Linked DNA regions of Mus musculus: all the other regions are linked to region 1. A link is a loop called in an ENCODE intact Hi-C map of the cell type or tissue named here. Cell type or tissue: heart. All regions are shown on one strand. Each heading gives the region's core, and the rest is flanking DNA. Links, peaks and the distances in the headings are about the cores only. Region 1 overlaps Pcdh17 (protocadherin 17). Region 2 overlaps Pcdh17 (protocadherin 17). Region 3 overlaps Pcdh17 (protocadherin 17). Region 4 has its middle 22 kb from the start of Gm32815.

The links. Peaks named below come from ENCODE experiments on the same cell type or tissue, not always from the same donor. Only the 100,000 strongest peaks of a DNase experiment are listed, where the experiment ranks them.
Region 2: a loop joins it to region 1, with 2.2 times the contacts of the local background. A loop is called at or near these places in 4 of 42 quality-filtered maps.
Region 3: a loop joins it to region 1, with 2.1 times the contacts of the local background. A loop is called at or near these places in 3 of 42 quality-filtered maps.
Region 4: a loop joins it to region 1, with 4 times the contacts of the local background. A loop is called at or near these places in 2 of 42 quality-filtered maps.

Annotation. Positions count from the first base shown.
Region 1 is chr14:84,443,915-84,451,589 of GRCm38, forward strand. It overlaps Pcdh17 (protocadherin 17), which reads left to right. Exons shown (of 4, transcript NM_001013753.2): 1 at 1-4,739. The coding sequence starts at 2,181. Among named protein-coding and RNA genes, the nearest start is that of Pcdh17, 4.2 kb to the left of the region's middle. In heart, for the core only: CTCF peaks have their summits at 3,249 (motif pointing right) and 4,315; DNase peaks (open chromatin) are centred at 3,257 and 4,157; H3K4me3 peaks cover 2,500 bases; H3K27ac peaks cover 208 bases; H3K27me3 peaks cover 1,921 bases.
Region 2 is chr14:84,529,255-84,536,929 of GRCm38, forward strand. Pcdh17 (protocadherin 17) reads left to right here. Exons shown (of 4, transcript NM_001013753.2): 4 at 3,621-7,675. The coding sequence ends at 4,303. Among named protein-coding and RNA genes, the nearest start is that of 9630013A20Rik, 57 kb to the left of the region's middle. In heart, for the core only: no CTCF peak of the experiment used is centred there; no DNase peak of the experiment used is centred there.
Region 3 is chr14:84,520,442-84,528,116 of GRCm38, forward strand. All of the region lies in intron 3 of Pcdh17 (protocadherin 17), which reads left to right. Among named protein-coding and RNA genes, the nearest start is that of 9630013A20Rik, 48 kb to the left of the region's middle. In heart, for the core only: no CTCF peak of the experiment used is centred there; no DNase peak of the experiment used is centred there.
Region 4 is chr14:86,318,142-86,325,816 of GRCm38, forward strand. It overlaps the pseudogene Gm4350. Among named protein-coding and RNA genes, the nearest start is that of Gm32815, 22 kb to the left of the region's middle. In heart, for the core only: no CTCF peak of the experiment used is centred there; a DNase peak (open chromatin) is centred at 4,390.

The DNA of each region.
Region 1 (7,675 bases), core at 2,137-4,636:
TGAACTATGATCCTGGGCTAAGCTGTGAATCATTACTGGAAACGTGCCCCCACCCCTAAGACTGAGAGATTTGGGGGCATCTCACGCCTAACCAAGTGGAAAGGTTTTTTTTAAAAAACAAATAAATATTCGTAAGCAAAGCAGACGCCTTGTTTTGCAGAGCCTCGGACTCCGGCCGAAAGAGGTAGAGTAAAAGTGTTCCTGGATTCAGCTTTGCCTTCCTCCCCCCACGCTTTTTCTCGTTTTTCTTCCCCCACCCCCGACGTGATTCCGGCTTTTTTGTTGTTGTTGTTTGTTTTTTTTTTGTTTTTGTTTTTGTTTTTCCTATTGAGTGGTCAGAGAAAGCCTTAAGAAGAAGCCTCAACTAAGGACTGCGAAGGGAGGACCGTGAGGGGAGAGTGAATACGATTCGTTCCGCTGCTTCTGACTCATCCCGCAGATGAGAACACCTGCATTTCTGGATGTGTCATTCCCGTATACCGAGGCGCTGGGAGAAGCGGAAATAATGTGTAGATCAACCCGTGCCTAACCTCCCCTCGGAGGTGGAGGAGGTAGTTTCCCCGGGTGGGCGCCCTGGCAGAACCGCGGTGGCTGCAGCTCCTCACCCTCTCTGCCTTTCCCAAGTCGACCAGAGACCGTGTGTGAGCCAGACTGCAGAATGCATCACGCCAAGCCTTGATGTATTCCGTCGACTCTACTCCTCCAATTTAAAATAATAATAATAATAAGGGGGGAAAAAGCCTACACTGTTATTCTCTTCAAATATTCACCACTCTTGTTCCTCGCCAAGGTTTTCCTTTCTAGATGAAAAGGAGGCTGGGCCACTGGAAGGAGGTGCTGAATAGAAAGAAAAGAGAGCCACTTGACAGCCCAGCCCTGTGAATGCAGAGACTGTTTCCCTTCTAGCGAGAGACAGGGCAGTGTGTGTGTGTGTGTGTGTGTGTGTGTGTGTGTGTGTGTGCTAGGACTGGGAGGGTAGCTCCCTCCTCCTTTCTAGTCTGCCCTCCCCCCTCCCCCCCCCCCTCAAATCTGCACGTCTAACCATGAGTTGCCTGTTGATTTCCTTTCGCCTGGCAAGAAAAGCAAACTGGAATTAAACTGCAGGGAGAGAAGTCTTTGCTTGCTGGAAGAGGATGGGATGGTAGTGGCGGCTCCCGGATTGGCATAGAGACACACCAGAGTGTTCTACGAACAGAGGCGGAGATATATCTCTATATTTTTCTCCTCCCAATAGGCTCTCGGCGCAAATGCTGATCAGGCTGTGGCTTTCTTGATTTTGGGGGAGAACCCTCTCCGAGGAAGAGAGGGAGGAGCTTGGTAGGGGGAGGAAACTACAAATCGGGACACTTTTTTTTCCTCTGCATTTCCTCCCCTCCCTCTGGCTGCTCGGAAAGAAGAGAGAAAAAGAAGAGGGAGAGAGAAAAAAAGACTTGGCTCGGAGATGCAGTCCGCTGCCGCCGCCGCCTAAACCAGCAAGGCAAGATTAGATCTTTAAATGCAGCAATACACTGCCTGAAAGCCGAGCATCCTGCATAGCGAGCAGACATTTCTCCGTGTGCCAGGGCAGCCTCAAATATACATATGTATCTGTGACTCTTTCTTCGTCCCTATTCATTCCCATCAATCGCATCACCGAATAAGAGTAACTAAAGGATTCCACTTTCTGATCTGCCTGGAGACACACCTCCCGAAGCCCTCCCCCACCGGATTTGAAGAGTATTCTGTAGGCTGCCGGAGGGAGTGGATTTTGCAGCGCCTAGCGGGAGTGAGGAAAACCAAGCAATTCTTCAGCTCATTATCATCTCTTCCAGACTCCGATTTCCTTTTTATCGCCAGCCTCATCACGCAAGTTTGAACCTCCCGAAGTCCAGGCGGGAGAGACAAAGCCTTTAGCTTGCCTTCAGCCGCAGGGAGTCGCCGCCTGGCTCCGAGCTGCTGCAGCTTCGCTGCGCGGCTGCATCTCTCCCAGTGCGAATGCTGTAGATCAACAGGTTCGGGCAACTTGAGCGGAATAAGGAGAGACTGCCTGGTGCCGCAGCCCGGGTGCGGAGGGAAGGAAAGACTCGCAGACTTGTGGCTCGCTCCGAGCTCGTACGCTCCGCCCCGGTTCCAGACTGGCGCGCACCCACCAGCTAGCACCTCCAGTCCGGCTGCTCCTGTTCCCACCCCACCGGTCTGGGATGTACCTTTCCATCTGTTGCTGCTTCCTTTTGTGGGCCCCTGCCCTGACACTCAAAAACCTCAATTACTCAGTGCCAGAGGAGCAAGGGGCCGGCACGGTGATTGGCAACATCGGCAAGGATGCCCGACTGCAGCCCGGGCTTCCGCCGGCTGAGCGCGGCAGCGGCAGCGGGAGGAGCAAGTCTGGCAGTTACCGGGTGCTGGAGAACTCCGCACCGCATCTGCTGGACGTGGACGCCGACAGCGGGCTCCTCTACACCAAACAGCGCATCGACCGTGAGTCCTTATGCCGCCACAATGCCAAGTGCCAGCTCTCCCTAGAGGTTTTCGCTAACGACAAGGAGATTTGCATGATCAAGGTAGAGATCCAGGACATCAACGACAACGCTCCCTCTTTCCCCTCGGATCAGATAGAAATGGACATCTCAGAGAACGCGGCACCCGGCACCCGCTTCCCCCTCACGAGCGCACACGACCCAGACGCTGGCGAGAACGGGCTCCGCACCTATCTGCTCACCCGCGATGATCATGGCCTCTTTGCCCTGGACGTCAAGTCCCGCGGCGACGGCACCAAGTTCCCAGAGCTGGTCATCCAAAAGGCACTGGACCGCGAGCTGCAGAACCACCACACTCTGGTGCTGACCGCCCTAGATGGCGGGGAGCCTCCACGCTCCGCCACCGTACAGATCAATGTGAAGGTGATCGATTCCAATGACAACAGTCCAGTCTTCGAGGCTCCGTCATACTTGGTGGAACTGCCCGAGAACGCTCCACTGGGTACCGTGGTCATTGATTTGAACGCCACTGATGCTGATGAAGGTCCCAACGGAGAAGTCCTCTACTCCTTCAGCAGCTATGTGCCCGACCGCGTGCGGGAGCTCTTCTCCATCGATCCTAAAACTGGCCTGATCCGCGTTAAGGGCAACCTGGACTATGAGGAGAACGGCATGTTGGAGATCGACGTGCAGGCCAGAGACCTAGGACCTAACCCAATCCCAGCCCACTGCAAGGTCACAGTCAAGCTTATCGACCGGAACGATAACGCGCCGTCCATTGGTTTCGTCTCCGTGCGCCAGGGGGCGCTGAGTGAGGCCGCCCCGCCCGGCACAGTCATCGCCCTAGTGCGGGTCACTGACCGGGACTCAGGCAAGAATGGGCAGCTTCAGTGTCGGGTTCTAGGTGGAGGAGGGACTGGAGGTGGCCTGGGGGGTCCCGGTTCCGTCCCCTTCAAGCTTGAAGAGAACTATGACAACTTCTATACCGTGGTGACTGACCGTCCACTGGACCGTGAGACACAAGACGAGTACAATGTGACCATTGTGGCCCGGGACGGGGGCTCCCCTCCACTTAACTCCACCAAGTCCTTCGCCGTCAAGATTCTGGATGAGAATGACAATCCGCCTCGGTTCACCAAAGGACTTTACGTGCTCCAAGTACACGAGAACAACATTCCAGGAGAATACCTCGGGTCAGTGCTAGCCCAGGATCCCGACCTGGGCCAAAATGGGACAGTGTCATACTCCATTCTTCCTTCACACATCGGCGACGTGTCTATTTACACCTATGTGTCCGTGAACCCCACTAACGGGGCCATATATGCCCTACGCTCCTTTAACTATGAACAAACGAAGGCTTTTGAATTCAAAGTACTGGCTAAGGACTCAGGGGCGCCAGCGCACTTGGAGAGCAACGCCACGGTGAGGGTGACGGTTTTAGACGTGAACGACAACGCTCCAGTGATTGTGCTTCCCACGCTACAGAATGACACAGCTGAGCTGCAGGTCCCGCGCAATGCTGGCCTGGGGTACCTGGTAAGCACCGTGCGCGCCCTGGACAGCGACTTTGGAGAGAGCGGGCGCCTCACCTATGAGATCGTGGATGGCAACGATGACCACCTGTTTGAGATCGATCCGTCCAGCGGCGAGATCCGCACGCTGCACCCCTTCTGGGAGGATGTGACCCCAGTGGTGGAGCTTGTGGTGAAGGTGACCGATCATGGCAAGCCCACCCTTTCCGCTGTGGCCAAACTTATCATCCGCTCAGTGAGCGGCTCCCTGCCTGAAGGGGTACCGCGAGTGAATGGCGAGCAGCACCACTGGGACATGTCCCTGCCTCTCATAGTGACACTGAGCACGATTTCTATCATCCTCCTAGCGGCCATGATCACCATCGCTGTCAAGTGTAAACGGGAAAACAAGGAGATTCGCACTTACAACTGCCGCATCGCCGAGTACAGCCACCCTCAGCTAGGCGGGGGGAAGGGCAAGAAGAAGAAAATCAACAAAAACGATATCATGCTGGTGCAGAGCGAGGTGGAGGAGAGGAACGCCATGAACGTCATGAACGTGGTGAGCAGTCCCTCCCTGGCCACCTCCCCTATGTACTTCGACTACCAAACCCGCCTGCCCCTCAGCTCGCCCCGGTCAGAGGTGATGTATCTTAAGCCAGCCTCCAACAACCTGACTGTCCCGCAGGGGCACGCAGGCTGCCACACCAGCTTCACCGGACAAGGGACTAATTCGAGCGAGACCCCTGCCACTCGGATGTCCATAATTCAGGTAGGAGACTTTTAGAGTAAAGGGGACTTCACATAAAAGCTTTTGCTGTGCTGTCCTGAGACCTTTGGATAAGGGAAAGCCAGATGGCCAGCAATCATGTGTGTGGGGTAGGCAATAGTTAACTCAAAATGGTTCACATCTTTGACCCTGTGTGAATACCATTGGCTATTCAGAATCCCTCCCGGGTAAAAATAGCTAAAACACATGCCATACCTCTGCTGCATTTTTTCAAATTTATTTTTACACATTTTCAAATGGTAACAACAGTCAATAGTTAAACTTTATTCTATCTGCAGGACTATATTTCTTTCCATAACAGGGTTCCCAGAGTAGGAAAAAAAAGTTAATTTCCTTTTAATGAGTTTTATTCCATTAAAACGTTTTATGCTGATATGAAGTTTATATTCCAAATTGAAGCTAACTTCTTTAGTATGGAATAGTCACCATGTCAGGACTCTAAAGCTGTGAATCAGCTTGAACCAAGTTTCACCCTCTGATAAATTAGATTTATATTTTCACCCTCTGATAAATTGGTTTTACATTTATAAATTATTTATATTTTGGGGCACGTGAACCCCATTCATTCCTTAACTAAACTTTCAGCTTCAGCTTTGGAAGTGTTCTTCACATCCTAATGTGCTTTGTACAAGTTAGGCACAGTGACAAGAAAAAAAAAATCTTTGAAAAGAATTTCATTGTTTCCAGGTTTTCCAGTGAGCTTCCTGTAGTCACTGAGGGATGAAAACTATGCCCAAAGTATCATAAAGTCATTTTTATGCTATTGATGACAGGAAATTAAATTGCAGTGGATCCCACGTGACTTGTTTCTTGAACAGGGTATATTTTCAAGGTATCTACACATATTATTAAACATAAGATGAAAATAAAACCATTACCCAAAGCCATAGACATTAATTTTTGCAAAGATGACTGTACTGGGATGATCCAGTCACCTCCTTGTTCTTTTATTCACTACTGTTGTGTCACAGAAAAATATAATTCTTGGGTATCATAATACTTAGAACACATGTTGTTACAAACTCCTCTGAATGAGCAGGCATTGACGTTTGCACCTGAGTATAAAAAATTGACACGTGTGTGTGTGTGGGGGGGCGCAGTTTAGTTTGAGGTAAATGGAAAGTCATTGGCCTTACTATTATGCTTTGCAAAGCTTGTCTCAGCAAAGTTACTATTGCTCAGATGGAGTGTTGAAGACCCATAGACCTGCTAATATAATCCCCTCCCATGCCCTAACACTAAGCAGAAAACATTTTCTCTGACAGCATAGTGTCCATGTGAGCAAGGCTTGCCAAGTACAATGTAATTTACTATTCAAGTATAAAATGCCATTTTTATAATATTCACTGTATATGAGTAATCATGTAATCATGGACTTAAAGTTTATATGAAACATAAAAGAAATTCTCAACTATAAAAACTTGGCTTCTAAAAATGTCTTCCTGTAACTGCGTGAAACTGGTATTTATAAACACTAATATCTCTATAGAGGGAATAATGATTAAATGTTTGTTTATAGATGTGATGTAGTCATTTTGGAATTGCAAATATTTTGTACACCTGTTCTATATTTATGCCACTGACAAAGTTGTCACAAAAGGCTAATACTTAATCATCTACTTTAAGGGCTGTGAGTTGAATTTTTATCTAGTTTCCAGCAGAAAAATAAATCTATAAAATCAAATTGGTGCAGTAAAATTGTCAGCAAGTGTGTCTTCTTAGACAAGTGAAGAGCACTCTTGAATAAAATATCCAAAAAATTGGAAGGATGTAGTGCTTGTACTATGTTAATTATATTGCCATTGAAGCTGGTTATTGGCTGTAAATCATAGTGGTGGGTCCTCACAAAGAGTGAAACCCAAACCAAGAAAAATCACATACTACCACAAATTTCAACAGTTTAAGTAGTATGTAAAAGACTGTCTTTGTATTCTTTTATGTCAAAAAAAAAAAAACTGTAACCCATTCCACCAAAGTACAAAATGGACTTTGGATTAAGTTTGTAATTTGACCAAAGTGTCTCAATTCCCTATGCTACTGCTGTCTTAAAAATTCTCCACTGAAACAGCTAACAGTTTCCTCTGTCTTCCTTCAGTCCTTTAAAAGATGGGTTATAGAATTCAATAAATTAATATCTTTGGAAATGTACCACATTTCTCTTATATTTATTATAAAAATCATAATAAATTAGCCAATTGATGTGCCTCCCCCCCTTCTCTTTTCCCTCAACAATTGGGCAGTAATGCATATTGTGCTCAAGTGGAATGAAGGAAGTCTGCAGGAATTCCATAGTCTTGTATCTAGCTCATTTGTTAGCATTTGCATCAGTCGGCCTGCCACTTAAATATGCTACTAATTTCATGTCTCTTTCTTAAAGTAGACTCGTATTCCCCCAAATCAAATTGGATCAACAGCTTGTAGCTCTGGGTCATCTTCATTTTTCATTTTCTTGCTTAGAGTTTTGAAAGTACATAGTATAGCTTTAGAAATGGGTTAAAAATATTTCATAGTTATGTTGTAATACTCATGTACAATAAGGAGATATGAAATATAGGAACTTTGGTGCAGTATGGCTCACATTATAGCTAAAGTAAAAAGTGATTATAGTCTGTGAGTGTTTTGATCACAGGGCCCAAGGTTCATGCTTCAAGTTTTTGTTTAATCTCAGGTGTATACATATTAACACAGATATGTGAAGAGAGATTTTATTTTTATTAAATCCTGTGAATCAGGCTATAAAGTGTTTAGACAATAGATGTGTGACTGGAATATCAATAATTGCACAAGAATTATACTATTACTTTGAAGTTATAATGTGATATTTTATTTATTTTAAGTTATAGACCTTAAACAGATTTTCAAGTGGGTAAGGTAGTCTATCACATGAATGTATAAGAACACGTTTCATTGTAGACCTT
Region 2 (7,675 bases), core at 2,175-4,674, 85 kb after region 1:
TGAATTTTGCAGAACTACTTATATTTGACAAAGGTTCACTTTTCTTTGCTAACCCTTCCTGGCTTCAACGTCTTGGCTTTCATTTGAATGTTCACAGTAGCTGCGGACAACTCCTCACTGAGCATCAGAATGGCTAGGCATGTCTGATGATGGAGTGATGTTCTAGGATTAAACTCTCAATATAAAGGTTAAATAATACATAGCCTTTCACCAAGACTGCTAAAAGTGCAACTATCTAAGTGTTTAATTATGAAACTTTGAAGTTAAATACAGTTAATTCGTTGACCTAAACACTGGTTTCACGCTCATCACAATACAATGAAGATGATAATTAAAATGCCGTGTTTCCTTTACATTTCTATCTTTCTTTCTTTCTTTTTTTTCTTTCCTTTTTTGAGACAAAATTTCACTATGTGGGCCAGGCTGTACTGGCTGACCTGCAACCTTGGCTTCTTGAGTGCTGGTTTTAATAGATATAATTTTGAGAAAATGTAGTGCATAATCCCAATCAAGACTGTTCTGAACTTCACAGTTATCGTCCCCACTCTTTCAAGTCACAATGCTACAGGCATGTACCACAGTCAGCTGAAAATGAATTTTAATAACAAGGAAATAATTGAAGCTCGTTGGTTGTCATGAGGTGTTTCATTGAATTAGATACTTAAGAGTTCAGACTCTGTAACCTTTATTTGTGGATGTTCAGATATATATTTTTTAATTCAACAGTTTCTGTCACGTGTATACCTTTAGGGCTCTGCTGTCTTTCCAAGAAGGATCACATTCTTTGAAACGATGAGCACGTAGTCATGAAGCAAGGATGACAATAAGAGAGAATTATTTCTAGATAATCTCAAATCAGAAGACAAATTGGATCAGATCAACTCTGGTGTGAGCTCTAATGCCCAGGGCCTCTCTACTTGTCTAAGACAAACCTCAAATCTATGTCCATATGATCTGCTTCTTGCAATTTTACTATTTTACATTCTGCTCGTCCATTCTTTTGAAGACACAGAGTACAACTTGATTAAATTCTTTGATAGCTGTAATGCTTGACTGAATATTTGCTTTATCTTTGGTATCACACAGTTAGCTTATTTGAGGAGATTTAAAACATCCCATCCTTGGGGTACATGTGGCTGCTATCTTTCCAGTAGATGTAACCATCCTTTAAGTGTTCATCTTCATCACCACCCTCTCTCCATTTCTGTTCATCTACCGATGCCTCAATCCTTTTCTTTCTCTTCCTTCCCTTCATCTTTCTAACCTTTTACTATTTTCTCCTTTCTTAATTTCAACTGTTTTGTTTTGCCTAATACTTTCTTTCTAGCTAATTATTTCCTCAATGGGACCATGTCTCTTTTTACATCTACCTACTTGTCTGTTTATGTAAGTTCTTTCATGAAGGCTCTACTCGTTAATTCTTACTTGAACTTTTGCAGTTACAGTTAACTTTATGTTCATAGTTTCTGCTGTTTATACAAAAAAAAAATGCCATTCGATTTTCCTCACTGTCTGTGAACTGCTGGCGTCAAAATTACAGTGTAATCACAAGCCAAAGAACTTGTAATGTATCATAATCAATACATTAAATTTGCTTCCCTGGATGTGACAGAAAAGACTCAAGTAAAAAACTCTGGGCAAGTGCAACAGTGGAGCACAAACACTTGTTTCATGTTGGTGGTTTCAAAATCAGGGTCGATGCACATTTTTTTAAAATCTGCATTAGTCTATCTCTTTCTCTGACCCTAAATCCATGCTGAGTTCATTCAGGGCTGGTTATGTAAATAGCTGAAATGGAAGTTCAGTCAATACTGAAATATGAAACCATGTTGGCATGTTTCAAAAAGAGTGTATTGGTTGTAAATCATTTAAGGTAAAATGCTTGGATCCAAAGGATACAAAACATTAACACAGCCATGTGATGCCAGTCAGACCAGAAAGCCTAAAGAAAATACCTCATATCAAATCGTTAAGGCATTAAAAATAAAATTTAATCCGAGTTCTAGTTTCTTCTCTAGTAGTTCATGTCCCATTTACCAGGCTTCCAGACAAAGTCTGTAATACTCTATTGATGCATAATTCAGACTACCACTCAAGATTCTTTCCTGCTTTACATAATAAATTTAAAAAGGAATGCTTCATTTTTCCAAGGAAAATATTTCATTAAAATGGTAAGTTAAACTATGTGCAAAAGCAACATAAATACTTCTAAATTTTTACAAGTGTAAATGATATATGTTATGATGTTTGTCTTGTCAAGGTACCACTATGGCACTTCATAAAACAGTATTTATTCCATGGCTCAAGTTTCTTCTGGTAAAGTAGGTTGTGGGTACGCTTTGTTGGTGACTGAAGATAAATTTGTTATGGACTTTAAGTATAAAATCAAATGTTTCTTGTGACTTTGAAAAGTTACCATACAAATAATTTCAAATTTGCTGTTTTCCTATGTTAAATGCATTGTTTGTAGACTTCTCTTTCCTTGTAGAGTGTACTATGTATTGTAGGGATCATCTAGCATCAATTAAAAGGCAAGCCCTAGGGCTCCTAAATGTGTAGGGAATTCTATTCCCATCACATGGAGGTAAATTGTAAATATCCTCTTCTCCTAGTAGTAGTCCCTGATCTAAAAATGCATCATTAAACAAAAGGGAAGTAACCATTCACAGAGGAAAGGAACAACTGAGTAGATGTAATTTAAATACATGGTTGAAAATATTGGACCCAGTAGGGAGTTCATAGCTACCATCACAGCGAAGGCATCTTACTTCATGTTTCCTCATCACCATCTTTAAAATAGGAATCATTAAATAATACTTTATATAGATTGTCAACATGTCTATTGTCAAAGAATGACGTACAAGTCCTCACAGCAGACATTTTTGTTTTGAGCAGGAAATCATGAAGTGTCATTATTCTGAACTATACCTGTTGAGTAAGCCTTTTTCGCCCACTTACACCAAAAACAAAAACTGAAAGTGAAGGGAATTGATTACAAGATCCACACGCATATATAATACAACAGGAAAGTGCCCTTTTGACAAGCTTATTCATAATACATTGTGATAGGAAATTCCATTTGCCGCTCTCAGTAGGGTAAAAGTCAGCTATGAAAGGAACCCTTTTATTTCATGACTGTCACCAATGTAACAATTGCAAATATAAGGATGAAATATTTTTAAAGTATCTTAGAACTTATTATGAAAATCTGTGATCCACTCTTTACCCTCTTATTTGATTTAACAAAATGAATCCTGACCATCCTTTTTGAAGCTCTCTCTCTCCAGCACGGGTTACATAGAACAAAGACTAAATTCCCCAGGGGATCTGGTTACAGTGGTGGTGTATTCCACAGAGAATCTCTCTCCCATGACCACATTTTACTTCTTCCCAGGCTATGGGAATTCGTTAATATCTAGAGAATAGACTTAAAATAAAACCATTGTCTCAACCAGCAGGTTTATGCAACCATCCTGAAATGTTTTAATTATTGTTTTCTTTTCCTTTTTAATTAAGAGAGCAGAGGTCAAGCAAGCCCACTGAGAGCTGATCACAGCCTCAAGTAGAAATGGCAAGGAAACTCTAATGATCGGATTGTTGTTTTCTCTTTTGTTTTGCAGAACCAGAAGAGTGCATTAATTGCACAGATGAATGCCGAGTGCTTGGTCATTCTGATAGGTGTTGGATGCCACAGTTCCCTGCAGCCAATCAGGCTGAAAATGCAGATTACCGCACAAATCTCTTTGTACCCACAGTTGAAGCTAATGTTGAGACTGAGACTTACGAAACTGTGAATCCCACTGGGAAAAAGACTTTTTGTACATTTGGAAAAGACAAGCGAGAGCACACTATTCTCATTGCCAATGTGAAACCTTATTTAAAAGCCAAACGTGCCCTGAGCCCTCTCCTCCAAGAGGTCCCCTCAGCATCTAGCAGCCCAACCAAGGCATGCATTGAGCCTTGCGCCTCAACAAAAGGCTCCCTGGATGGCTGTGAAGCAAAACCTGGGCCCTTAGCAGAAGCAAGCAGCTCCTACCTGCCCACTGACAGTCAGTACCCTTCACCCAGTAAGCAACCAAGAGACCCTTCCTTCATGGCTTCTGATCAGATGGCAAGGGTCTTCGCGGATGTGCATTCCAGAGCCCGTAGGGCTTCCAGCGAGATGGGAGCTGTGTTGGAGCAGCTGGAGCAGCCCAACAGGGATCTGGGCCGAGAGTCCGTGGATGCCGAAGAAGTTGTGAGAGAGATTGATAAGCTCTTGCAGGACTGCCGGGGAAATGACCCTGTGGCTGTGAGAAAGTGAGGGGGAAAAGGCATTGGTGTTTTCTTGTCTCTTCTGTTGATTTGAAAATGATCACTTCCGGTGAAAACCCACTTTACAGGGATGGCAAAGGACCAGTGCTGCTTTAAGGCTTTTAGTGAACATCTGAAGTGCCCACAAGTATGTTCTTTTCACTGCTGTTTCTTTTACAGAAATAACAATGGTTTTGACCAAACTTATATTAGGACAGAATTAATGATGCTTAAGGAGAAAGGAGAAAAGAGAGAGAGAGAAGAAATTGGAAAGACGCAAAAAGGAGGATGAGACAAGTTACCTTTTGACAATCTGTTAGGAAGGTATGCAGTGTGAGACTTAACGTATTTCTGATCACTCTAAGACTGTCCTCCCACGAGATTGATGCTGACTTAACTGTTTACCTATAAACCCATACAAAGCAGGGTCATATTTGTTATCTGTGGTGGACTACTAGCTGACATCACAGGCTTCTACTGAAAGTCCCGAAAAGACCTTGCAGTAGTCCAAGCTACACCAAACATTAACCCATATTTGTGGTAAACATTTCTGTATAAAGTACCTGCCAAGCATAGAAACACAAAGACCATTCCATACCATTAGTCAGAAAGCAAAAGAAAAAATATGTAATAATAACAAAACGGAAAAAAAAAGATAAAACAACAAAAACCCTTGGTCATTTGTAAGACACCTCATGTCATATAAAAGTTCAATGTAAAAAGATATAGTCTGTGTTGTCCTGAACACATGTAGACCTATTCACTTCATTAAAGAAGAAAATTTTGAAAATTTAAAATGTCTATTTAGCATTTTAGTGTCCAACAAAGATATAAGTAATGGTGAGTTTATTTTACATTTGAACAGTTCTGAATTATGGGTTATCACTGAGTAGTAATACTGAGAGAAAATTAACAAAACTAAAATGTTTTACTCAGTTTTTGGACACTAAAATAGCTCAGGAAAGTGAAAAAAAAAGACTTAGACATAACAAATCATATGACCATTTAAATGTGCAGATGTAAGAAGATTCAATGTGTTTACATCAAATGACATATTTTTATTGATTTATTGCAGATTCTGTGCATATGAGCCAAATTGTTGAGTGTATAAGAGCTATATTGTGTATTTTATTAAATTAATATATAGTTGTGTTGCAAAACTCTTTGGGCTTATATTGTAAATGGCGAGTGTTGCCTCGGTAGCTGTCGAACTCTATGAGTTTTGTTTTTCCTGCTTCCTTTTCCCCATGGAGCGTGGGGAGCAGGGCCTCAGAGCAAAGTCTCTCGTTTAATGTATAGTCTACCAAGTATACAGTACACAATTCTGTTCAAAGTGTGTTTGAGTGAGCCGATAAAGCTAACTGAAAGACCAGAAAAATACATCTGTCAGTCATAGTTCTGTGAAAGTCCTTGTAGAAAGCTTTGATTAAAGTCATGCTAAATCACAAGAAGGTTCCCCCCCTTACTCTCCATACCATGAAGCTTCTGCCTATGTAGATATCATAACATTGGTTGGCTCTCAAAGTATCTTCAGTGGTTCCGGTGTGTGTACACATCATATTCGTAAGCGTACGAAATGTTCAAATGCATGTGTAGGGCCAGTGCTGGTTACATGCATTGTGTGCTGTGTCTCAAGAGGTCTGGGTCTTAAACAAAATGTGCTTTTTAACTTTATCTCTGTGCTCTTCTGCCTGTTTTTATTTGTGTTCTTTGAGACTAATGCCTATTATTCCATCATTGGTTTCACCTTTTCCTGTGGCATTTAGCAAGTTTCCAACCTACTTCCTTATGAGGCTAAGAAAACTCTAATTTCAGGAATTGGGAAAAATAAAATTAGCACTCACAGAAGTAGTAGCAGATGGGGAAATGCCTTGATTGACATTTCCCTTCAGCATTTAATTTTTTTTTTCAGCATTTAACAGCTTCATGGCAAACAGTTTGAGCCCATACCTTGGAAAATGTGGTGCTGAGTTAAATAAAGGCTGTTTGTGCTCTGAAGCAGGAAAAAATTTATTATTTGTAAACTGGGAGGGATTTCTGTGCCTTCTTTTCTTGCCACCAAGCCAGTATAGAAACAGTATAAATGTCAAAAATAATAATAACCTTATACTAAAAACAAACAGAAAAGCAAAACAAACTTTGAACTAAATTAAGTTCTTTAACTAATAATAAAAAAAAATCTGCTGGAAATCTTTCCATCATTTCAGGAAAGTTTTAGATTGTACGTTTTAGATTGGATGGCACCCCCCCCCCCCAGGCCCCTTATTCTCTTGAGAACTGCATTGGGGTCTTGGTAAGAGCCTCTCTACATCTCTACTCCTGCCTTTTGTTATCCATCCATGTTTAAATTAGAAAAGAGGGGATCTTTTACATGTGAAATCCAACTGACCCTATATTTTGGACCATTTATGTAGCTACAATGTGTGTCTCTGTTCTATGATGTTACTTTTACCAGGAGACTACAAATTGATTTAGCTTGATAGGTAGTTGAAAGTTGCTGAAAAACTGTTTCCATGTAGTCATCTTGAGCTTTGCCTCTCTCACTATTCAGATAACCACTTTAGTGACATCTCAAGCAGTGTGCAAGGAAACTCAACACAAACAATAGGTTTATTTTTCAAAACTTCTTAGTTCTAAGTAACCAGCTGTTCAATGTATTGTTAAGCGTCTGAAACATTGAAACACCATACAAGTCTCAGAACTGGTTGTGCCAACATGTGATGGATTGACTCTAAGCTGTCACTAGTGGTCTGCTAGTGTTAGCTGTTTAATACATTATCTGTACTTAATAGTGATTATTTATTTACAAGTTGGTGGTAGTTCAAGTCAGGACTCTGAGCTTTTTTAGTTGAGGGAATCTTGTTTTTATTCATCTCCCTGGGACCTGCCTTTAACACAGAACTCTGGTGCTTGGCTTCCAAGGAAGCCTTTGTGATGCCAAAATCATACCTTTGAGGAAACAATGGCTGTAATGGATGGTACATAATTGGGGGGAGTTGAGGGGTTTCTGCAATTTAAAATGCTTTACATACACACACACACACACACACACACACACACACACACACACACATTGAAAAAAAAAAGTCCTTTAATTCTTTAGAGGTATTTAAGCAGAGGAAAACTGTCAATTTTGGGAAATTTTAGTAAAAGACACAAAACAAAAAAAAGAAATGCGTAGTGGTGAACTAAAGACAAAACATCAGTAATGAAATATTTTCCCCATTTGTTAATGAGGAATATGTTTTCATTAAAATTCAACATAGTACGAATCACTGTTACGCTATATCAAAGTAAACACCGAAGGGACATCTATATTCTCAAAGAAGATTGTCACGTTGTTTCTTTACTAGACAAACTTATACTTATGGCAAACAACACA
Region 3 (7,675 bases), core at 3,487-5,986, 78 kb after region 1:
AGTTAAAATTTTAAAGGAAAAATAATATATAACTTATTTTAGAATGTATACGAACATATATTTATTTTTAATAATAAAATAGGCTTACTCAGTAAACCAAAGAAAATGGGCAGAAAGTTTCCACCTACCAATTACTGTTAGCCTAATATTTTTCAGTTTTTAGTAATATTACAAATACCTATATTTGTGTCTTTTGGGCTCATACATAGTTTTATAAATACGATAAATCAACACTAAGCATTTTAATAGAAAACTAGCAAATATAATATTTAAAATTGTATTCAATGTTGGGTGGTCCTAGGGATTTCATTTGGGACAATTATAGGCTAAGAAATGAACACACCTGCACTTTATAATGTAAGGTATGAATAGGTTTTAAATGAGAGTAGATTGCTATTCATATTTACAAGTTTAGTCTCTTTTGAGCAGAAACTTAGTGTGGTTCCATCTTTGTATTCAGTATTTTTCTGTAATTCGATTTTTGTATTATTATTTCTAAACTAATTTTAGGCCTTAGTTAAGATATTGCTGCAGTCTATGACAATGCAAGGTAATTTGCTTGAGGATGAAGGCGGTATGTTTGCTACTTCCTAGTCCACCGTGTAATAGATGAAATAGTATTTGTTTCTGCTAGAGAATAGAGGCAGGGAGAGAGGGAAGGAGGGGAGAAGAGAGACAGAAACAGAGACAGACAATGACACACACACACACACACACATATATATGTGTATATATATATGTATATGTATATATATATATATATATATATATAGAGAGAGAGAGAGAGAGAGAGAGAGAGAGAGAGAGAAATTAATCATTTTAATAAATTTAACATGTAGGAATTTCTTTTCTTGTACTTCAGGCTTTACATAAGACTGATTATGGAACACTTTTAACCCTAAGTGAGTAGTTTAAATGGTCTTTCAGTGAGTACCAGAACCAAGGAAATTTAAATAAATAAATAAACAAACAAACAAACAAACCAACAACAGCTACTTGATATCAGTTTGAGCAGCAAGAGAGATCATTCTTAGGACTGAGCATACAGTTTTAGTACAGTAAAATTACAATCCCAATGTGCTTCAATTAACAAAGAACATCCTAACGAATTCTGCCTGTGAGGTCAATATGATTTTTTTAAAAAATTAGATTTGAATTACAAGTCTGAAACTTAAGTATGTTCTCGTATCATTTTGAATTTGTTTTCCTGGTACTATTGCTTGGGGGAAATATGTTTCCTTTTAATCTTCTCTTCTTTGTTCTGGTTGTGGTTGATTACCAATTAAGTCAGAGGAATTGCTCTCTAAGATAAGGAAGAGTTTAAGACCCCATTGCAGAAAACTTCTGATGTGGGCTGCGCGATATGTGTGTGATTGTCTTGAGCAGAACTTTTGGCCCTTGGTTGGTTACACAGGAGCTTAGCCCACCAGGCCGCATCTCTTTGCTTTCTGAGTTTCCTGACCTTTGTTTTTTGAACTCTTCATTTCTCTTCAGTATGTTTTAATGATTACCGAATATTAAAGCTGTTACTAGAGAAAAAAATGTCTTGTCCTTGCCAGTAAAATCCATTACAAGAAACATTTCAGTATATTTACTCTAGAACATGGAAATTGAATCTATTGATTTTGCTTAAATTTTCATTCTTGGGACGATCCAACATTACATGATAAAAACATCTGCTTCCAATAAACCAGCAGCGTATTTACAGGTACTAACAACAGATGATTTCAGGAAAATACGCCAACAGCACAGGGAAGTTTTATGTATCTCTCCTTTCTCATAGTTCTTTCAGCTCCAGTCTGTGATTCCACTGGCAGTGGTAATGGTGGTGTTGGCTGCCCATGATATATAACTCATTTTAATAAAATGAAGTTGAAGTTGTTGCCATTCACATTTCTCATATGTTACTCTGAGACATCAAACCTATACATCAAACCTACATGCTATCTGGTTTGATGCTGTCATGTAAAGTTTTCCCTTAAGACAAACCATATTTAACAAAAATATGAATTTCTTATGATTTACATATGATGCTTGAGGGAATATGCACGTGGAAGCACACTCATGGTGCAGGCTTCATTTTGTTTTTACTTTTGGTAGAGAAGAATTATCATTATAGGAACTGATTCTCCAAAAATATTATTTCCTGCATATATATATATATATATATATATATGTATTAAATACACATATGCATATATGAAATACTGAAAATGAGCAGAGCATCTTTCTGCTCATTTGGAATTATACCTAATTTAGCCTCTGAAACATTATCTGTCTCTTTCTCTTTTAGGACATCATTAAAAAAAATAAACTAAGCAATTAAAACCTTCCTTAAAACTTCATCTTCTAAGACAGCCATATTTCATTGAAAGGTGTTGATTGATTCCTAAATAATAAGGAGAAGATTAGCTATCTCTGACTTAACTCTTTTTCTACGAGTGCTAAGAATGACATTGATTCTGTTTACTTGTTTCTAGCAATTGAAGACAAAGAAGTGCTAGAAATGAGCTGAACAACAGGATTTAAATTGGTAAATAGATGTACTTCCCTAAAGAAATCAGATAGCAGGCATGAGAGAGACACTAATAAGACTATCTTGCTTGCTTCTTACAGAGTTTGGCTTAATAGGCATGTTTTTATTGACCTTCCTTACAGGATTACCACTTTGCTAGGAAGATGACTTGAATCTTAAGTGTATTCGTCCGTGTCATCTAAAATAGTGCCATTATCAGAGATAGGGTTAGCTTACAGAGGCAATAAAGGCATAAGGAAAGCATCCTCTGGAAAGATAAAGAATAGTAGCAAATTTACATAGTCTCTGGTCTGGAGTTCACACAATTATTTAAGTTGCTAGAATTTAAATTTGTCCTTGTAAACTAAACAGCTTTTGTGAACTATTGCATACCAGAACACAAGTTTTACACTGCATATAAATTAGGTTCTTCTGAAAGCTTCTTAACCCTTTGAAGGCCTCACAATTATGAAGACATTAATTTATACGTAGATGGAAGCATTCAGATAAAGTGTGAAATACAAAGGCAGCTAAGTTCAAACACAAAAGAAGCTGGCCCAATTTACACAGCACTGCCACAAGAGATAGAAGAACAGAAAGGCCGTCAGAAATTCCTACGAGAGAAAAAAGAAACCTAAGCATGCTGAAGTGTGGGTCAGATACTCATTCCTGGATGCTCACTAATTTGACAATAAAATGATAACAAGCTGATTATTTAAATATGGTTTTGATTTCATTAGCATTGCCACTGATTATATTTTTTTAAAGAGAAAGTATTCAGCCCTATAAATTTGAGTGAAATAATATTGCCAGACAAGATTTCCTTATTTTATCATTTAAGATGATATCTTTACAAGCTAGGATTATATATATATAATCCTATACACACACACACACACACACACACACACACACACACACACACACAAGCATGGTGTTTAACAAGTGGATCTGATGTTGCTCTAAGCATTTTATATATCATAGAAATAGAGTTCCTATGTAAAACTTGTAGGTTCTGTTTCAGTGTGAAAACTGACATTAAGAGTTCATCACTGAATAGTTTTAAATTATGTAAAGTAATGGCTTCTATTGAAAAATCACTAATTGGCTTTGGAATTTCTTTTTTTTTTTCTTTTACCAACTTTTTATTAGGTATTTTCTTCATTTACATTTCAAATGCTAGCCCAAATTTTCTTAAATTTAATATTCCTTCCTACTACATGGCCTTGTTCTCATCTGTGTGGTATCTTCTTCTTCAAAGACTCTAATCATTTCTGAAGTTAAACAGAGTAACCATAATAAGCATTTGGGGAAGATAAGGGAGGGAGCATGAAAATTACTTGGAAAATCATGATATTTTCATCATCTGAAACTGAAATGCTTATTCTGGAATGAATAGGGCCTTTCTTAATTTTTCCTGTTGAGTTAAATCATCTGCATGTTGGATAAAATTCTGAGATTCATATTCTATTTTATTTAAGTTTATTCTTTCTCTTGTTGGCATTTGGTTTGTCCTTCACATATGTGGTCACATATATAAAAGATGGTTTATGATTTTGGAAAATTAGAGAAAAGAAGAACCATTTATGATGCACAATCGCACTATCTACTGGATCTATGCTGGAAATTAAAAAAACAAACAAAACATTATTTAAACCTAAAGACTTGAAGACTGTCTTTAAAATAGGAGTAGATAAAGTAAACTGGAATTTGTGTACCCAACACTTGGGACCAGAGTGACCATGACTGAGAATAGTTTTGGGAATAGGGAAGTGTGTTACTGTTAGCAATAGAAAGGATGGAGATGCAAGCCTTCTGAAAACCATGCCGATTTGGATACTGTCTTCTCTTTGGTACATCTACATATTGTATAACATAAATGCTGTTGAATTTCTTCCTCATTCAGGGCTCAGATAATAGAGGAATTGTACAAGAAATGTGGTCAATGGCTCAATCACCTTTGTGCAACATTGCCAGCTATACTGAGGTGTTTGTTTATTTATTTGTTTGTTTGTTTGTTTTTAAAATCTCATTCAGAACTTTCCTATGGAATTTTTAGGTGCTAGCTAATTTTACCCACACATTTATTTTATTTGATTTTTTATTTTGTTGTTGTTACTGTTTGGTGATGAAGCTTATATTCTTAAACCGATAAAGCCAATCTCTCATAGATCTGTGAATTGTATACTTCTTTTTTATTTCTGTATATTTTATAGAACTGTAAGATTTATTTTCATTGTGTTTGGAAAAAATAAGCTTTCAAAGTCTTTGAGAATGCAAAAGTATTGTTTGTGGGTGGGAAGAGAGTAGAAAACTGGGCTAAAGTATTATTTTTTTATTACATATTCTCCTCATTTACACGTGGCTCTCCCCAAAGCTCCCTATACCATCCCCCGCCCTGCTCCCCAACCCACCTAGCTCCTTCTTAGAATGGGGAACAAAATACCCATAGAAGGAGTTACAGAGACAAAGTTTAGAGCTGAGACAGAAGAAAAGACCATCCAGAGACTGTCCCACCTGGGAATCCATCCCATACACAACCACCAAACACAGATACTATTGCATATGCCAGAAAGATTTTGCTGACAGGACCCTGACACAACTTTCTCTTGTGAGGTTATACCAATGCCTGGCAAATACAGAAGTGGATGCCCACAGTCATCTATTGGATGGAACACAGGGCCCCTACTGAAGGAGCTAGAGAAAGTACCCAATGAGCTAAAGGGGTCTGCAACCCTATAGGAGGAACAACAATATGAACTAACCAGTACTCCCCAGATCTGTGTCTCTAGTTACATATGTAGCAGAGGATGGCCTAGTTGGCCATCAATAGGTGGAGGGGTCCTTGGCATTGAGAAGATCATATGCCTCAGTACAGTGGAATGCCAGGGTCAAGAAGCAGGAATTGTACACTTCTATCCGGTGGTTGTGTTTGTTTCTACTCTTTAGCTGAACCCATTCTCCCTAAACTCTACTACAGTGCCATCTATCTTTTGAAATGAAGATCAAATAGCACCTTTTGTATAGATTCCTTCATGATATTATCACATACATCATTCTGCAGATTTCTTTTCTTGACATTACTATGGCACATTTCAAAGTGTAATTATTCATGAATTGTTTTCTTTATGTAGAATTCAAATCTATTCTACACTTCTCAAATACTATCTTTTCTGTAAGCTCCTTGAGGATGGGCAAGGATTTCACAAACTCATGAATTTGAAAGTCGCTAATTTACCACCAACCACTACCTGTTATAATAGTAGACACAAACGAGTTGCTTAATACATTAATAAACAATGAATCGTTAGACATGTTGTCTTTAAAGAAACTGAACAAGCACACACCATACACATGCATAGAACCTCTCTATTAGAACACTGTGATTACATTGTTTTGCATGTGAAGGGTCTGCAATAGTCCTTTTTGCAAAACAAATGCAAACCTGTATCACTGTACAATATTAAGTCTGAGAAGCAGTTTTCCTAAGGGTGCCTGTTAGGAAATAGATAGCCCCATTTAGCTCTGCCTTCACTTCCAAGCATCTGCTACTGCCCCAGGTGATAGCTGTGCCTATATAAGAAGACTTGGGGAGGAGGGCACCTACATTTTAAATGATAATCTTGGAGAAGTGTGCTGTGGGACACACTTATATTTGTGCTGTAAGTTTCCACACTATGGGTTAGTATCTCATTGTTCTATATACCAGGTACTTCCATATCACATTTCCTTCTATTGTTTTGCACTTGTTCTGTAACATAAATTTTATTTCGATTTGTCTCAGGCTTTTCTTCATCTCTGAGCACTATCTGTATGTTATCAATATATATTCAAACATTCCACTCTGATAGGCATTTTTATTATGTCACCAGGTCACAGACACTTAAAACCATCCCTGAAGGTGAGCAGGTGCATAGAATAGTAAGTACTACTGCTCCAAGCAGCTCCAAATACTCAGCTGCAATTGGATTCACTTGAATGATATAGGCCAGTGGTTTCTGGTGCCTGAATGCAGCCGTGGCAATACATTTAGAGGCATTGTGCAATGCAGGTGCACGCTTGAGGATTGGTACTTCAATGCTGCCACGGTTTGACTATTTGATGGTATTATAATAACCCCCCTCTTCAAAACGTACTCTCTGCCTATCTAAAGCAGATAGAATAGCATCCCACACCTAAAATAAAGTCTGACAATGGGATTGGTTGTGAATTCAAATGATGTACAAGTGCTTCTTTCGATGTATTTTGGTTCTGTGAATTATATTTCCAAAGTCTTATCATTTAGGAATAATCACTATAAAATAATTAAATTCATTGTCCTCAATATGAAGGATTTTTTTCTCATTAAATCAAGGATGTGTGAACAGTTACCTTCTGTAAGAAGTGTATCATAACAAAATATTTTACTTCACGCATTAAAACTTAAAGGCAAGATGACACCTCACTTCCACCTAACAGTTGCAGTATTTGATTAGTGAACAGCATAGCTTCCTGTGCCCAAGTGAGAAACACAGGGATGCTAAGCTCCGATGGTAGATTGCCTAGGTTATAAGTGCTTGTTCTTCCCCACCACAAATTTCCATTCTCATTCTCCATTTCTCTTGAATAATACACAGACCACAGTTATTAAATCATGTCTAAAATAAAGCACACGAGTTTTGTGAATCCTCATTAAGCAAAATCTTACCTCTAATACAACTGTGTTTTCAGAGTATTCATATTATCTATCAAGCGGATTTTTTTTATCCTGAAAGGAAAAAAAGAATAGTTTTTGAGGCAAAGTAACTTGGCTTCCCATTTTTCAGAATAATACCAAAAGTGAAATCTCTATTCCAGTCACAGGCAGAAAGGGTGAAACCAGGTTTATTTTTATCAAATAGTCAAGCAAATAGGGACTCAAAACTTATAACTGGAATTAATTTCTACGGATATAGATTATTACGATCCTAATTTTCTGTAGTGACTCACATCGTCACCACAAGCTCTTTGGGATTTACAGAATTGCAAAGGGAAGTTAGTGAATAATAACCACCAAAAAAAGGGGGGGGGGAACACTGTTTATGTTAGAGAAATGTCATTTCACAGGATGTTGCAAGTCTACCAAGTTAGTGAAAGAAACCTGCTTTATTAGCTTTGTTGAACTGTATTCTGACAGGACTC
Region 4 (7,675 bases), core at 3,016-5,515, 1.9 Mb after region 1:
TAATCATAACAAGTTTAATAATATTTAAAGATCAAGTATAATTTTAAGGACCAATAGAGATTTTCAAATATATTTTCAAAGGAAGCTAAGAACTACAGCAATAGTTGCCATATATCTGACACTGGCTATAATTAGGAATATGCATTTTGCACTAAATCTTCCATCATACTGGTAATGACTGGCTGCATACAAAATTGCTCCAATTTTTCAGATTAGAAAGCTGAGGGTCAGAAAGGTTGAATTGCCAAATGTACAATATAGCAAATTCATGATCTGAATCCCAGTCCCATCAATGCCACCTGTGGCCAAAAGCAGAAGAAGAAAACGAAGCCAAGCATCCCTTCAAAGACATTTATCCTGTGTCTATATATCCAAAGTACTCACGTGTGAACCAGTCAACGCATGTTCCAACTGATGCTAATCTCAAAAAGTAATACATAGTTAAATCATCTTTTAAAGTTTTCCTTTTTAAAATATATGTATTTAGCTAAGTTTAAAACAACATAAGTATCTATCATCAGAAGATGAAATAAAAAAAAATGTCTTCTATAAACACAACAGAATACTTTTGAGCCTTAAGGAGGGAGGGGGTATCTTATCATTTGAAACAACATGGACGAAGCAGAAGGACATTATACTAAGTGAAATGAGACAGGCCTAAAGAGACACGTTACCATGATCTCACTTGCAAGTCAGAGCTACCAAAAAGTTGAAGTAGAGAAGCTAGGAATGGTTATGAGAAACACTGATACTCTCTTCATAAGAAAAGTTCTGAAAACTTGGTAGCAAAAACATGACAGATTTATGTCCAGTTCTGCAGAGGGCGAGCATCAGCTTAGACTAAGGCAGGAAACAGTAGCATTATATATCTAATAACATGCTTCTGCCCCCTGAATTCTTGGTTGTCTGAATTCTTCTGGAAGGTAGATCCTTCCCATTTGTCTAGCGTAGACTCTATCCCAAATCTCGAGTCCTCTTGGGCCTCAAGAAGACCGTTGAGAACAAGTGGGATTAGTTAAAAACAGATTGTATTGAGTAGTTTTTTTTTAAAGATTTATTTATTATTATACATAAGTACACTGTAGCTGTACTTCAGATGTACCAGAAAAGGGCATTCTTATTACGGGTGGTTGTGAGCCACCATGTGGTTGCTGGGATTTGAACTCAGGACCTTGGGAAGAGCAGTCAGTACTCTTACCCACTGAGCTATCTCGCCAGCCCGTATTGAGTACTTTTGCATTGATAATTCATAATCGAAATTGTTCTAAAATTCTCTTTTTTTGTCAGGTCCTTCTGCGGTTTAAGTACTATCAGCATGGACATTTCAATTAATACTTAAATCTAGAAACTGAAGAGATGGCCCAGCAGGAAAGAGTATTTCTTGATAATGCAGAGGACTTGGGTTCATTTCCCCATACACACATGGCAGCTCACAACAGCTGCAACACAACGTCTAGGAAATCTAACACCTGCTTCTGGCATCATCAGGCAACAAGCACACAAGTGGTGAATGCATACACGTGTACACACTCACACATAAAATACAAATAAGTCGGTTTTAATTAAAATAAAATGTAATCGTGTGTCCATAAAGAACAGAAATTTCAGCCGGGCGTGGTGGCACACGCCTTTAATCTCAGTACTCAGGAGGCACAGGCAGGCAGATTTCTAAGTTCGAGGCCAGCCTGGTTTACAAAGTGAGTTCCAGGACAACCAGGGCTATACAGAGAAACCCTGTCTTGAAAAACAAAACAAACAAATAAAAAGAAACAAAACAAAGAATAGAAATTTTAAAAACTTAAAAACGTACCCCAAACATTGCCAAGTAGAAAGGTAATGAGAACTTTTCCATGAAAAAAAGGCAATGTTAATCAATGCACTTGTAGGATGCTCCTTTCTTATTTATGGAAGCAGAAGCCATGTGTTCTTTAATGACCGGAGACTAGGCCTATGGCATCCTTATTTCCGAGGCTTGATTTCCAAGACTCTCTGAATGAGAAACTAATAAGAGATAGCTTGGAATGAAGAGAAATAAGACAGGACTAAAGATGCCCCTCTTGCAAAGAATGCTATCTATTTCTTGAGCACAAGGCTCAGAGTTTGATTCTAGGCACAAGACAAAGCAAAGTTTTAGAAGAAACCGCTACAGGAGCTGGAGCTGTATTCTCTTTGCCTAGAAGATTTGGCTTTTCTTAATCCCTACCTGAGACAGATGGACAATCTTCTTGAACTCACACTTGATCATGTCACAGATTCCCTCAGTATGGGTGATTCTGAAATGTGTGAGGAAGAAATGATCACATTGGTTTCTCAACTTCCCACGTTTCCCTGTCTCCAGAAACTCTGTGTAAATGGTGTCTACTTTATATATGGCAACCTGAATGAAATCCTCAGGTGCCTGAAGAAGCCATTGGTATCATTTTGCATCAATAACTGTGAACTCTCACAGTCAGACTTGGATTGCCTGCCCTATTGCCTGAATATTTTTGAGCTAAAATGTTTGTACCTTATTGATATACCTTTAAATCATTTATGCCTTGATCCTCTCGGGTTTCTCCTTGAGAGTGTTAGACATACCCTGGAATGCTTGGAATTAAAGTCATGTGATATGGGGGAACCTCAATTCAATGCCCTGCTGCCTGCCCTAAGTCAATGTTCCCACCTCACAGATGTCAGTTTTTGGGAAAATGAACTCTCTCTGCTGTTCCTGAAACAACTTGTGTAATTAATGACTACTTCATAATAAGAGTTCCCAGATCGCAACATAGAAAAAAGAAATCCATCCTCAGAGCATAGCAGGCACTAGGCTATGAGGTAATTCCGGGCCTTCCTTCTGAGCATCACAGGACCTATGAACAGGGTGGAAGTTATTCAGTAGCATTTATTGAAAGGTCTAGTTCAGTGCCTTCCACGGGTGGGCAGTCAAAAAATCTTATTTGGAGATAATATTTATGCAATGGTAATCAGACTCCTTCAGTGTAGCAATTTTGGGGGAGAATATTGTCTGTGCTGAGGTTAAGCTTTGTGAGGTAAAATAATAAAAGGAAGGGCAAAGACCAGATGTGGAAAGTATTCAGAAGAGAAATTAAGGTTTAGGCAAATTTTACATAAACATTGTCAATTACAATTCAGAAAAATAAATGCATTTACAGAAAAGTTTGAAACAAGCTTTGCTCGGTGTGGAAAGTGCATCAAAACTGCAGGTGCTTTCATTCCTTCTAATTTTATCAACTCATGCACACTTACTCATTCAGGAGTGAAGGGGAGGAAGCAGACGGACTCTGACCCTTGTTCCAGGGCAACTGAGATCAATTACCTATAATTGAGTCCTTTTGCCTTTGTTTCTTGAGGGCCATGGATACTAAATTAACAAATATAAACACTTTCCCTAGAGTTTTGTCGCAGGAGAAATCGAACTGCATAATTTTGTAAACTGTTTTAATGTTGCAGCTCAACTATACCAATGATTCAAAAGTTTACAAAGTGTAGGAGGCTTTTGAGTTGGGAATCTTTCTGAATTTCCATTGCTGAACGTGTGGTCCAGCAATGAAGAGAACTTGTTGCTGTTGCAAAGGCTCGAGGTAGAATTCCCAGGACCCACATGGTGGCTCCCAGGTCTTCCCATCAAGACCCTTCCTCTGACCTCTGAGGCACTAGGTACTCAGGTGGTGCCCATACATGCATGCAGGCAGAAGAGTCATACTCATAGTCAAATCACTCATAAACACATCTTTCAGGCTGTATTTCTTTTTCTATCTAGGATAGAATACTTATTTTCAGGGATGGTTTATGGGAAGGCAGAAATGAAGGCAGACAGAGGAGCAGAAGGTTCTGCCAGTCACACGTGTCCCCGCAGGTGGCATGATGGTGTGCTCTTCCAGTGCATCCACTAGGAAGATGCCTGCTTTAGAAGCTGGGAAGGCATTCGGACTCAAAACCAAGATTCCAAAGTTAAGGAAGCAAATATCTGGAGTCTAATCAAATCCATTCACTACTCGGAGATCAGAAGAAGGCTGCTCAGCCCCCAAACCCTCTCTTAGAAACTCATGGGAACTGGAGTTTTGTGCAAACTTCAGGTTAGTGAACGACTGAATTCATTTCCCTATGATTATCCTGTTTCGGCATTTTAGAATTCTCCCGATCCCCCTTTTCTCCCATTTTGTCACCTAATTTGAAACTCATCAGTGGCATAGCTTGAAGATTCCAGTAACTGCTTTAAGGAAGGTTTCACCTGATGTCTCATGAAGTTGGAAAACATTGCCTGTACTGCCTGGTTAGCAGAGACAATCAAACTTAAATTAGAAGTTGTTTTCTTTTCTAGTCGAAGGGATTTCATAGACGGGCCAGGCATCGGAAGTGTGAGAGGCAGCTCAGTTCCCAGGAGCAGCAGTCACACAAACATCCAGAAAGGAAAGCCTAAAAATAAGAACTCCTTCCTCTCCCTGGCTGTTTTCATTTCACACAGATTACTCTCGGTGTGCATACCCCAGTGTCATCTTTGACTTCCTTTCGCAGGAAGGTCTGTTTTCAAAATTTAAACACACCGGAGCTACAATAAATCTTTGCAAGCTGACACTGAAGCCTTGGGAACAAGTCACTCTGAAAACTCGGAAAGGACAAAATTCCAGTCTGTGTGAGACCAACTTCAAAAGTATTTATTTTGTAGGGAGATACCAATCTCTCTCTCTCTCTCTCTCTCTCTCTCTCTCTCTCTCTCTCTCATACACACACACACACACACAAAATTAAAGTCATAGTTTGACATCCTTTGCTTATGAAGCTTATGAGTGTAAATACAAACATGTGTACACACATACACACACAGTTAAAGTCATAATTTGTTATTCTTTTCTTATGAAGCTATGAATGTAAATACACACACACAGAGCGAGAGAGAGAAGAAGAGAGAAAGGGAGAGAGGGAGAGAGAGAGAGAGAGAGAGAGAAATTTATCATAAAATCCACAGATAAAACACACAGAAGAGACCAACAACATTGTTTTCATTCTTTGCAATATTTGAATACTTAAAAATTACTAAACGAGAATATACTCTACTCATAGGAAGATATTTTTAGCAGTGATATTCTAGGAGAACTCTTTCATAATGGCAGTGTGTGCAATAAGTTGACTTAAAGATAAACAAGTAAAAAGCATGAATCAAGTCCTGTTATGGAAGGTTATCTGAGACAAAACACCGAATGGAAAATACCATTCTTTTTAAGCAAGAAGGAACAAATATTTAGGCTCTATTCACTTAATCTGAAATTTCTAGTGAGTACCCATAATACTCTGAGTCACAGCTTTGTTTTCAAGCAAGTTTCAGGATAACCTCATGCAGGAGGTGATGAATCTGAGAGTCTAAGAGCAGAAAACAGAAATTGAAGCTGAAGAGAACAAAGACAAGGACAGAAGCCAGGGCAGAGCTAGAAAATGACAGAAATGTGTGGCCATGAGTCCTCAGGTCCCTGCATCTGTCTAGTTTTGCATAGAGATTCTCAATATCAGTTCGGCAAAGATCTTGTAACAGCAAAAAGGGAATCCGGGGGCGGGATGGTGGGGGAGAGCATGAAGACTCTATATCACATCATCATGATTCCCATCTTCATGATTTTCTACTCAAATCCCCATAGTGCAGAAAAACTTCCAGAAGCTTCCTTGCAGCTTCTTTGGGCATTAGTCTGTTCTCATTCACCTCCCCACTATGACCTGCTCTTTCTTATGATCTTTGTTTGATGTGCTCAGATCAGCATCTTTATTGATGTGTTCTCACAAAAGCTAGGTATGGTGTCTCTGTAGAGCTAAGGGGATGGGTCATTCAGTAAAATACTTACCACACGAGCATGAATACCTGAGTTCAAATCCCCAGCATCCACATAAAAACTGGGTGTGGTCATATATAACTGTAACCCCTACTCTATGAAGTGGAGGAGGAGCAACGGAGGAAGCAAGATCCCTGAGGCTTACTGAACAGCCACTCTAGACAAGACAATGAAGGGAAACAGAAGACAACTAATATCAACCTCTGCCCTCCACATCCATAAGTACCTATGAGCCTGCACACACCCCCACATACATGCATAGACACAAACATGCACACATGGACATACCCCATGCATCATAAAAGAATTGAATAAATCATCTAATAAGTCACAGCTTTAATAATCTGCATTGATAGTAAAATTATTGAAATTTCCCCTTGAAGTCTATAGGACCCTTTATTTTTCCACCTCCTGCCTTACTGAGCTAATTCATACTTCAAATATCCACCCACTCCATGATTTGTTCAGATGCTGCTCCCTAATGCTGAATAGCCTGCCTTCTGCTTCATCACAGCACTTAGCACGGCCACCCACAGCACGGGATTTAGTGGCTTGTCTTCCCTTCAGTGTCCAGAACAGGCTCACAAAACCGTCTCTATGCCAGGGCTCAGCCCAATGACTGTCATAGCAAAAGTGTTCAATAAAATGCCATTGAGCAATCACGAATAAACAAATCTCAGATCGCTTTAAAATCACAAGAAGTAAAGGGACTGAAAACACAAGTCAATTCTAACTTCAAAGGCATTCTTCTTCCAGAAAGCACCCTGGTGCCAAGCAAATCATGGATAAATGTCCTTTCCTGGAGATACAGCTGAATACTCTGTCTTCCCTAGTAAATATCAAGGGAGAAACAAAGTTTAAATGCAGCCTTCCCTATGCCTACATCAGCAAACACTAGGAGCTCGATAAACGTTTGTTTATTATCCTGGTAAGGTAGGTCCTGCTTTGTCTCTTCTTGGCTATTCAACTGTTCAGGCTATTGAGGATGCTGCTATAGAATTTTGTCCTTAAGATTGTTGTCCAGGAACCAGGAACCTGGGTATCACAGGAAACCAACCCATTATAACTTTAGAATCCCAGGCCCTCCCTAACTCTTCTAACTTCGCATCTGCATTTTTGTCATGATAACCAAGTAACTTGTATACACAGTGAAGTTAAAGAAGCCCCGCTCAGGAATATTAAGTAGGGATGAAGGTGCAACTCCTCCCCAAACACTTGCAATTGAAGACAGAACTCAAACCCTTCCCGTTGGAAAAAAAAAAGCAATAAATAAGTACTGTAAAATCAAGGCTAGTGGAAAAGAGGACAGCATTAGTCATTGTAACTTGAAAACATACAAAGAATAAAATAATGCCCATTCCAAGAAGTTCAATGCATCTGGGAGCCACTGAGCTTTCAATGAAGGTGCTGTCTTCTAAACGTGATGGGTTCACAACCGAGTGTCTGGATAAAAGGAGACAACATCCAAATTCACATGATGAGACTTATATTAGAACTAAAGAGGAGCTTCCATGCAGTGAGTCATGGGAAGTTCAACAGCCATAAGACCTTGTATACACTGCAAATAGCTCAGTTTCCATAGGGGAAGTGCAATAAGAAAGTACTCCAGTTACAGTATTGCCTTCAGCGTGAGTTGCAAGAATACCATGCAAACACTCAATACACATACTAATTGCCATATCATAATTACATCAAAAAACAGGCAGTTGGATATTTTGGCATGGTTTCCCTCCCTGCCGGGCTTTAGCTGCCCCACATGTCTTCCTTCCCAAGCCATGGATGTTGATAATTAAGGGCATAGGTGATCATAATCTCTTCATCCTGTATAAGAATATGCAAGTGTTTTCTTACATTTC